Linked DNA regions of Homo sapiens: region 2 is linked to region 1. Evidence: chromatin loops called from intact Hi-C (ENCODE). Cell type or tissue: CD4-positive, alpha-beta T cell. All regions are shown on one strand. Links, peaks and the distances in the headings refer to the core of each region. The heading gives the core; the rest is flanking DNA.

What was found. Peaks named below come from ENCODE experiments on the same cell type or tissue, not always from the same donor. Only the 100,000 strongest peaks of a DNase experiment are listed, where the experiment ranks them.
Region 2: it touches region 1 in a loop (5-fold over the local background); 1 of 110 quality-filtered maps calls a loop at or near these places.

What each region holds. Positions count from the first base shown.
Region 1 is chr1:202,849,928-202,855,299 of GRCh38, forward strand. No RefSeq gene overlaps it. Among named protein-coding and RNA genes, the nearest start is that of RABIF, 37 kb to the right of the region's middle. RefSeq lists an enhancer at 3,100-3,599. In CD4-positive, alpha-beta T cell, for the core only: no CTCF peak of the experiment used is centred there; a DNase peak (open chromatin) is centred at 2,554.
Region 2 is chr1:202,649,425-202,654,796 of GRCh38, forward strand. All of the region lies in intron 1 of SYT2 (synaptotagmin 2), which reads right to left. Among named protein-coding and RNA genes, the nearest start is that of SYT2, 58 kb to the right of the region's middle. In CD4-positive, alpha-beta T cell, for the core only: no CTCF peak of the experiment used is centred there; no DNase peak of the experiment used is centred there; H3K27me3 peaks cover 495 bases.

The DNA.
Region 1 (5,372 bases), core at 169-5,168:
CTCTCTGCATGATGGATTGAACTGCTAATATGTATGAATCCATGGGCCCAGTGAGAGGAAGAGAAGGAAAGAAAACATCAGCTCACTGGTTTCCGGGTGAAGATACCGGCAGAGCAGACCAGGGGCACCTGCCAAACATCAACAGATCCAGATCCGTTAATAGGCACTTTAATTAATTAATTAATTAATTAATTTATTTATTTTTTGGAGACAGAGTTTTGCTCTTGTTGCCCAAGCTGGAGTGCAATGGTGCAATCTCGGCTCACTGCAACCTCCGCCTCCTGGGTTCAAGCGATTCTCCTGCCTCAGCCTCCTGAGTAGCTGAGATTACAGGCATGCGCCACCACGCCCGGCTAATGTTTCGTATTTTTAGTAGAGACAAGGTTTCACCATGTTGGCCAGGCTGGTCTCGAACTCCTGACCTCAGGTGATCCACCCGCCTCGGCCTCCCAAAGTGCTGGGATTACAGGTGTGAGCCACCAGGCCCGGCAACAGACACTTTAATAGAGCAGGTTTCTCCAACCTCTTTCCCTTCCTTCTGTGCCCTTATTCCACCTCTACCCAGTACTAGAGGAACCAGTAGGTTAGCAGTCTCCTAGGAACAGCTTTGGAGAAAGACTCTGGAGTAAAATAGAAAAAATCAACCGCTATAGCAAGGGAGACTTGTCTTGCTTACACGAAAGAAAGGGGGCACAAGTAAGGATACACACCCATGTCAGAGCCACGCTATTAGCGAATTAAGACAAATGACACAGTAGGTTGAGGCCCTTGTCTTTTGGGGACTATGGGGACTGAGGGAAAGGGGGAATACAGCCAAGCAGAAGACTGTCAGACCTCTCTGCTCAGAAATGCAAATACAGAGGAAGATGCTAAAAAAAGGAAGAGGCCCAACATGTGGGGACCAACCAGCACACAAGGCCACAGCCCCTCTGGACCTAAGCATGCAGTTCCATGGTAGGGGCAGTCTGTGACCCTGGGCACTATGCTGTAGGCTCTGGGATTCCCTCCTTTTGGCAAATACCCTCCCAGGGATCAAGGAGCAAGGCTCACAGATGCTGGGAATAAGTCTCTAGATTAACGCTAGTAACCAGTTTCCTGAAGCCAAAGCAAGGCCACAGATGACATTTAGGCAGCCCCAAGGCTCACTGGTGCTTAAGAGAGCAAACACGTGCTAGAATTAAGTGTCCAAAAACCAGAGTAGGTAGTTCCAGGCCAAGAGTATGGGTGGCCCTCGCCTTTCTGGCAGGGGCTGGGTTAGGTTCTGCTCAGTGGCCTTGCCAGGAACAAAGCCTGGCTCCATGGAGATTCTCTGTGGTTTAAGAATACATAAGCTTGCAACCTCTCCTGGCTGAGGGGACTTTAAGCACATTATTTAAAAGCAGCCTGGCCAGGCGAGGTGGTTCATGCCTGTGATCCTTGCACTTTGGGAGGCTGAGGTGGGCGGATCACCTGAGATCAGGGGTGTGAGACCAGCCTGGCCAACATAGTGAAACCTCATCTCTACTACAAATACAAAAATTAGCCAGGGATGGTGGCGCATGCCTGTAATCCCAGCTATTCAGGAGGCTGAGGCAGAAGAATTGCTTGAACCTGGAAGGCAGAGGTTGCAGTGAGCTGAGATCACGCCACTGCATGCCAGCCCGGGAGAGAGAGTGAGACTCTGTCTCACAAAAAAAAAAAAAAAAAAAAATAGCTGGGCACAGTGGCTCACGCCTGTAATCCTAGCACTTTGGGAGGGTGAGGAGGGCAGATTGCCTGACCTCAGGAGTTCGAGACCAGCCTGGGCAACATGGTGAAACCCTGTCTCCACTAAAATACAAAAAATTAGCCAGGAGTGGCAGTGTGCACCCATAGTCCCAGCTACTCAGGAGGCTGAGGTAGGAGAATCGCTTGAACCCAGAAGGCGGAGGTTGCAGTGAGCTGAGATCGTGCCACTGCACTCCAGCCTGGGCGACAGAGTGAGACTCCGTCTCCAAAAAAATAAATAATAATAAAATAATAATAAAAGCAGCCTCCTTGAACCTGGACTGTTCCAGAAGGGGCCATTTGTTTAGTCATTAGCTTCTGCCAGAACCTTTTACTAATAAATTGATCTCTGACACCACATGTGAGCAGATATGCCTAAGCCTCTAAAACAACAGTTCCTAATTTCCTCATTAGGAACTCCGTTGAGAATAAGAGATACGGATCTTCTTGCCTAAAAGTCTCATAGGCACTTTTAAGATTTACTTCATAGCCAGGCATGAGGTAGTGCCTGTAGGCCACCACATGGGGAGGCTGAGGCAGGAGGATGGCTTGAGCCCAGGAGTCCAAGGCTGTAGCATGCTGTGACCACATCTGTGAGAATAACCACTACATTCCAGCGCATGCAACACAGCGAGACCCTGTCCCTTAAAGTAAGTTGTTTCGTATCTTCATAGTCCCAGGCTGGAGACCACTGTTTTTTTTGGAATCCTATTTCTTGGACCCTGCGTTTGTAAGGCATCAGGACAGAGCCCTCAAGTCTAAGATGGCTGCTGCGGAGAGGCCTGTGAAGGCAACCTCTACTGCCCTCTCTTGGCCATCAGGCGGGAGGAGTGGTTAGACGTGCTTGATTCCTTGTGGCACTGAAGTCCTGCAGTTTCTGCCCCGGAATGCTGGGGGCAGATAAACTTTCGGCAGCTTTCATTAGAATCTCTAGAAAGCTTACTCTTCCTCGAACTGGGCTGGAGACAAGGGGGTACACATAGGGACCCCTGTGAAGTTGAAGTACCACAGCCTGGGTGCTGAACCGGCGAAGGCGTGTCAGGGTGGTCCGCTCACACAGGAGGGAAGCAGTGCCAATCCTCCACTAGACATGCCCTGGCTGGAGGCCCTAGCAGCAGAGGCCACCCTGCCCTTCAACTTAGAAAGACATTAAAGGAAGCTGAGAAGCTTAAAGATGGCCCACTGCCTGGGCAGAATTCCACAGAGTTCCACATCGCTTGCAATATCCATTGTATTTGTAGGGGGTCAGGGAACAGTGGAATGAGATACACACACAACTGTGGTGCGAGAGACCAGGTGTTACAGGTGCCAGGACCCCTAGAACTCCTCATGCTCATCCTCGCTGTCCAAAGATTCTGTGCCTACTTCATAATCCTTCTCCAGGGCAGCCAGGTCCTCTCAGGCCCAGAGAGCTCACCTTCCTCCATGCCCCTGTCCACATAACAGTGCATAAATGCCCGCTTGGCATACATCAGGTCAAACTTTTGGTTGAGGCGGGCCCAGGCCTCAGTGATGGCTGTGGTATTGTTTAGCACGCAGACTGCCCGCTGCACCTTGGCTACAGCACCCCCGGGCACCACTGTGGGGGACTGGTAGTTGATGCCAACCTAAGAAAAAACAAAGAAGTATAAGCGCCTGGTTCTGTGTTTCCTGGAAGGGTCTGTACAGGGATCCCTGGAACTAGGGAAGGGGCATTTGTCAACTTGTAAGAAACAAAGAGGAAGATGATCACCACCACAAGGAAACAAACAAGTCTAGAATGAGGGAGCTTCTGCAAGACAAGACTAGTGCCTTCAAAGTCAGTCAAGAAAAAGGGGGCCGGATGCGGTGGCTCACGCCTGTAATCCCAGCACTTTGGGAGGCCGAGGCGGGTGGATCACCTGAGGTCATGAGTTTGAGACCAGCCTAGCCAACATGGTGAAACCCTGTCTCTACTAAAAATACAAAAAATAGCCGGGTGTGGTGGCGGGCGCCTATAGTCCCAGCTACTCGGGAGGCTGGGGCAGGAGAATTGCTTAAACCCAGGAGGCGGAGGTTGCAGTGAGCTGAGATCACGCCACTGCACTCCAGCCTGGGTGACAGAGTGAAGCTCCGTCTCAAAACAACAACAACAACAAAACAAAACAAAAAACAGGGTCTCGCTCTGTTGCTGAGGCTGGAGAGGGGGGTGCAATCATAGCTCACTGCAGCCTAAACCTCCTGGACCCAGGTGATCCTCCCACCTCAGCCTTCTGAGTAGCTAGAACTATAAGTACACACTAGCAAGACTGGCTAATTTTTTAAAATATTTTGTACAGATGGAGTCTCACATTGCCCAGGCTGGTCTCAAACTCCTGGGCTCAAGCCATCCTCCCACCTCTGCCTCCCAAAGTGCTGGATTACAGGCCTGAATCACTGCACCCAGCCCAGAATATATAATACATTTTAGTGTTTCTCATCCTCAAAAAAAAAAAAAAAAAAAAAAAGTCAACTTCCCATTAGTGTCTCTAGGGACAACAAGCTGACCATGTCCTAAAGGCAGCCTATTCTTCCCTTAAGCAGCTAAAGATCTTCCTAATATGGAGGCAGAAACAGTCTGTTTCCCAGATAGCCTACCCCTCATTTCCATTTCTGAGCTACAGGACAACTCTTCCACACTAGCAAGCAGCTATTATTCCTGCCTGTCCTCCTGTTGTGGTCATGTCCACAGCAGTGTCATGGGGCAGGAAAGCTATATATGTTTTCTTTTTTTATTTTTATTTTTTTGAGACGGAGTCTTGCTCTGTTGCCCAGGCTGGAGTGCAGTGGCGCGATGTTGGCTCACTGCAAGCTCCGCCTCCCGGGTTCACGCCATTCTCCTGCCTCAGCCTCCCCAACAGCTGGGACTACAGGGGCATGCCGCCATGCCCAGCTAATTTTTTTTGTATTTTTAGTAGAGACGGGGTTTCACCGTGTCAGCCAGGATGGTCTCGATCATCTCCTGACCTTGTGATCCGGACACCTCGGCCTCCCAAAGTGAGCCACTGCGCCCAGCCGCTATATATGTTTTCTAATGCCACAGCTGCCATCTTTAATCTTTCTGGAGTCTTATCCCACAACAAAACCCAAAAAACAAACTAGGTCATATGCCCAGCACCCTGGGAAGGTCAACTGATAACAGGGTGGGGCATAAATGCGTGCTTCTTCCTTATTACCGCAAAAGGAAGAGAACGCATCCAGACGCAGAACACAAGAAGCCTCTGACCTTCTGATCCGCACTTTCCCCATCATCTGATAATGGGCCTCTCTGGCTTCTGAAAGCCTTCCCTTCTGAGCAGGAGCCTATAGCACGTGGTTATGTCCCTAGCACAAGTGACAAGGAGGCCATTCTCCCCATGTGACTGGCAGCCCTAGGGAACGCCTTTTTACCAGGCTAAGTAAGATGAAATTGATACTTTTCCTTTCATCAAGGCAATCTTTCAAGTAGAACCCACGCTGGCTTACAGTCCAAAGGCCTGGCTTCTAGACCAGCTGAGACCTATCCAGTTAAAGGAATCCTCTAGCGGGGCACAGTGGCTCACACCTGTAACACTTTGGGAGGCCATTGTAGGTGGATCACCCATGCGCAGGAGTCTGAGACCAGCCTGGGCAATATGGTGAAGCCCCAC
Region 2 (5,372 bases), core at 136-5,135, 200 kb before region 1:
TGTGCCAGGTACTATTTTAAGGGTTTCACATGAATTTATTTACTTCATACTTACAAAAACACTAGGAGAGAGGATTATTCTTATTTCTATTTTCAAGATGGGAAAACTGAGGTAAAGAGAGGTAAAATAACTTGTCCAAGGTCACACAGTTAGAAAAGGGAAGATGCAGGATCTGAACCTCATCATCGCCTCCTGAGGCCGCACTCCAAACCCCTGTGCCATATGCCTTGCCAATTGATACAGGTGCCTCCTTCCTCAGTCATAAACTGAACAGCATTGTAGACACTTGGATCCTACCTCATCCCTGTAACTACTTTATGAAACTGGTGTTTGTCCCCATTTCACAGCTGGGAAAACTGAGGCCCCCAAAATGCAAATGACTTGCCCAAGTCTGCATAGCTGGGAAGTGCCAGAGCCAGTATTCAAGCACTGGTCTGTGGAGGCGCTAAAACCCATCCACCTTCTGGGGAGTGATGTGACTTGCCCAAGACCGCACAGCCAACTTCAGTCTCCCAGGCTGCTGTCAATCCAGCTCCAGTCTTCCCTGCACAAAAGTACAGATCTTCTCCATCCCCTCCGTAAGGGCTTTTCCCGGACATGGGGAGCGATTCCAAGTTCTCTCTAGACTCGAGCCAGACATGTAGGCCATCTAAGAACAGATGTTTGGCAGAGGGCCCCGGAAGAGGAAAAGGGAATTGGGGCTGGGCTCAGAGGATCTTCCCAGAGAATCCAAGAAGCCCAAATAATCAACTCCCCTGTCTGCGGGTATGTAAACTGCAGCCTGAGGAACTCTACCTGAGTGAGCCCCGTGTTCCAGGTACTCCTGTCCACCTGTGAGCCGGGGTGTCCAGCCTGCCTGAGAGGACCCCAGAAAGGGTCATGTGCTTGCACGCAGTGACACTTCCATTGCCACCTACTGGTTGGGCACATATATAAGGGGCATAGCCTACGTGTACGTCTCTTCCAGAGTAGCTGGGTCTTTGGGGTCTGCCAAACATTTGTTTCATATGCTTTTGTTTTTTTTTTTTTGAGACATAGTTTCGCTCTGTCACCCAGGCTGGAGTGCAATGGCACAATCTCAGCTCACTGCAACCCCTGCCTCCCGGGTTCAAGCTATTCTCCTGCCTCAGCCTCCTGAGTAGCTGGGATTTCAGGCACACACCACCACACCTGGCTATGATATGTTTTTATTGAATACATACTATGTGCCCTGCACTCTGCCTGGCCCTGGGATAGAGTGCTCTGGGACACAATCCCTGCCCACAAGAGTTTGGAAGTTTGCTGGGGGAGACAGGCACATAGGCAGATAACAGTGCAGCACGGGGAAAACAGCAGTGTGCACAAAAGACCGTGGAGCCGGAGCCCTTGGAGCCTCCATGGGGGTTAAGATGAAGGAACAGCCAGAGAAGATGGCTTCTGAGTGGCTCTTGAAGTACACTTCTGATCTGATCCCAAGGAAAGGCGGGTGTTTCAGGCAAAGGGAATAGCGAGTGCTCCAGCGTGGAAGAAGGAGGACGCTGGGCATGCCGCCTGGAGGCACTGGGCAGAGTGGGAAGAAGGGGCCGGGAGTGGGGTGGGAGGGGCATTGGAGCCTGGATGCGAAGGGCCTTGCAAGCCAGGCTAAGGGTGTGGGGCTTCTGCCCACACAGGCAACGGGCACAGCGGAAGGCTTGAAGCAGGGAGCTGGCAGGAGGCAATGAGAAGAGGGAGTGTTGCGGCAGGTCAAGGGAAAGCCAATACCAGTCTACACCATGGAGGAGCCATGGGAGTGGGAAGGAAGGGATGGATTTGCTCATCTACATGCAAGACTGCACACTGGGTAGCTAATTGGGGGTCGGGGTGAGGAAAAGAGAGGAGTCCAGGATGACTTCTGGATCTCTGGCATGTGAAACGGGAAGGATAGGGATGTCAGTCACCAAGAGAGGACGCACAGGGGTGGGTGGGAGTGGGGAGTTCAGCCTGGGACACGATCAGTTTGGGAGCCTGTGCCATATCCAGGAGGAAATGTCCAGGAGGCCCCTAGAAATGTGGGCCTGGGGTTCAGAAAGGAGGTTGGGCAGAAGACATGGAATTCATTGACTCATAAATCATACAGGAAAACTTGCTCTGAAGATGTTAAGAACCTCACACATGGCAGTGACTAGATTTGATTCCAGACTATTGGACTCAAATGCTGGTTCATTCTTTCCACCTCGGCACATTCCTATCTATCAATAGTTATTACCTCACAGCTAAGAAGCTACAAAAGGCTCCTAAACAATCTTTCTTTTTCCTAAAGCCTTCAGGTATAAGTTTCCATGCAGATATTATTCTACCCAGTTTACAGAAGAATATGTTTAAATAAGTCACACAGAGGGCAGGCGTGGTGGCTCACGCCTGTAATCCCAGCACCTTGGGAGGCTGAGGCAGGCAGATCACGAGGTCAAGAGATCGAGACCATCCTGCAAACATGGTGAAGCCCCGTCTCTACTAAAAATACAAAAATTAGCTGGGCATGGTGGTGTGCACCTGTAGTCCCAGCTACTCAGGAGGCTGAGGCAGGAGAATCGCTTGAACCCGGGAGGCGGAGGTTGCAGTGAGCCGAGATCCCGCCCCTGTACTCCAGCCTGGTGACAGAGTGAGACTCCGTCTAAGTAAGTCACACAGCAAGTCTGAAATGGTGCCTATCGCAGCCAATCATTCAACTATCTCTGGGAGAGTTGTTCCCTCTGCAGAGAGTTGGTGGTGGCTGATGCCAGTGGAAGGGGCCCGAGGAGCCGTGTGTGCATCTGTTGAGGGAACAGCCATCGTCCCTTTGCCTTGGGTGAGTGGCATCTGAGGATGGCTCCCTGGGGAGAAATAAACATATGTCAAGGGTTGTGGTGATGGCAGAAGAGGAACTCCTTGGGGTCATGCATGGATCTGGGTTGGGGGTGACAAGGAGGGGTCAGTGGGTTCAGCCTCTGTCTTCACTGTTCTTCATCTCTCAGCTCCTCCTTTGAATTTGGGCACCTGCCTTTCTGCAGGAGGCCTGTCTCAGATCAACTTTAGTGCACCAATGTGTCTTCCCTACCTCCTGCATCCTTGACAGCAATGGAGTTAGTGCATGGTGACAGGAGCCAGTCCCCTGTGATGCAATGGCTGGAACCTGGGGACCAAAGCAGGAGGCAGCTTGCTGCTGGGCCCTCGCAACTTCTCTGCCCAGCAGGGTCACTTGAGGAGCTTAAAGGAAAGGTGCCCAGCCCCATCTCCCAGAGACTCCCTCAGCTATCCTGGGAGGGGGCCGGGCATCAGTCATTCTCCATGTAGCCAAGGGTGAGAGGACTGCTTCGGTGGAAAGACCCTGGCTTCAAAATCAGACCCAGAAACGTGGCTCTGCCTTGTGCTAACTGTGTGACTTGGATTAATTACTTAAACTCTCTGAGCTCCAGATGAGCTCCAGTTTCCTTTTCTCAAGGAACATTCATCACCAATTCACCTAAGATAACCCATTTAAAGCACAGTGCCTAGAGCCTGAGTTGGCCTTTGATGCATATCATTTTCCTTCCCACCACCCACCCCCCCTTAGAGTTTGGATTTCCTCCTAACCTAGCCTTGCCTGCAAGTCCCCCAGCTCTGCATCCCATGGAAAGAATGCCCCTCCCTGATGGTGTAAGTTTTTCCTTGTCCTTTTGCATGAGCGGCTTGACATCTCAATGCCACTATTTTCATAGAAAATCTCGATTGTCACTCTCTTCCTGCTGCACCCAGACAAAAGGCCCTTCTCCAAACGGCCCCACCTGATCACTCCAACTCTCATGCCTCTGTCCCCAACACGGACCCCCCCTGAACCGTCCAGCCCATCTGCATCCTCATATCCCTGCATAGATTCATACTTAGATATATAGATTCACACGCTTACCTAGAGCACCTTTAGTTCTCCATCTCCTCACTCATCACCTCAGTTCTGACTGACTTGTCCTCACAGACACACAGCTCAGCATGTCACTACGCACTGGCTGGTACTGTTCTCCAGTCACTTTGCTTGTACTACCACAGGGGACTGGTCCCATACCTTGGCCGTTACCCCCACCCCCACCCAAAGCATCTAGCACAGTCTGGGCACATAGTAGATGCTTGCCTTAACTGCTGACCTCGTATGGGGGTCAGAAATAGACCAGAACCTGTATGCCCAAAGACCATCCCCAGAGATTGGGAATAGGGAATGGCGGTATCTCCAAGCCCACTCCCCACAAACACTGGCCTCATTTTCCAGACAGGGAAACAGAGACTGGGCGCTGGAGTCCCACGATGGAGGCAAGGTACCGCTGCATGCTTCTCTAGGGGAGCTATGCTGTGTGACTACATCGCCACAACCCGCTGGACCTCTGTGGGTCACCACAGTGATTTCTGCACCTCTTCTTTTCTTTCCTTGAAGAGGAGGTCCTGGTCAAGGAGGCTGGGAGCCTGGGTTCTGGGTCTGTCCCTAGAACTAACTTGCTGTGTGACCTTGACTAAGTTATCCTCTCTCTGGAGTGACATCCCTGGGGCCTGGAAAACTTATGTCTTGATCAGAAGGGTCAATGAGAGATGCAAAGTCTGAAGGTGGCCAGTGGGGCTTCAAGGGCCCTGGCAGCCTGCTTTCAGCCAGCCCTCCTCCCCAGGTCCCTCTACCCCTCCCACTCTAGGCCCCAAAAAGAGGAAATCAATTGAGTGTTCAGGTCTCTGCCCTTGCCCAGCCACAGCTGAGCTTACTGGGGAAATTAGGGTGACATTGGTGCAAATAATTAAGTGTCTTTCCCCAAACGGTCTTCAGGCCCCATTGCTTTAGCTGCTGCTTAAATGGATGAGCTAATTAACTTAACTAATTGCTCCTGAGGACTAATATTTTCACAGTCACGTGACCCAAGAAGGCACATTCTCCACTGCAACTCTGCTGCCCACGCTCCCTGGCAGACCCACTTTCTGAGCCTGTGATAGCTGCTTCCACTTGCAGCACCTACACTTAGGCCAGCCCTGTTTCTTCGAAGGCACCAGAACGCCTTCCTCCAGCCTCTCCGCCCAAGTGCAAAACCTGACTCCAGACTCACTCCTGCCAATTCATTCATCCATTCAACAATCTTTTGTTAATTGCCTACTTCATGTGTCAAATGCTATTCTCAGCATTGGGGAGTTAATGATGAGCAAAAGCAGACAAGGTTGTGCCCTCATGGGGAGTTCATCCTACTTGGAGAGGTGACACTGATCATTGACCCCTGCCCCCGCCCAACACACACACACATCAGATCTGTGCTACAACCAGCACTATGGAGTGTGGGACGGTGCTCTATAATAGACAGACTCAGATCTCTCAGGGAGCTCAAGGACAGCTTCCTGGAGGAAGTGGCCCTTGAACTGAGGCTTGAAGGCTGGGC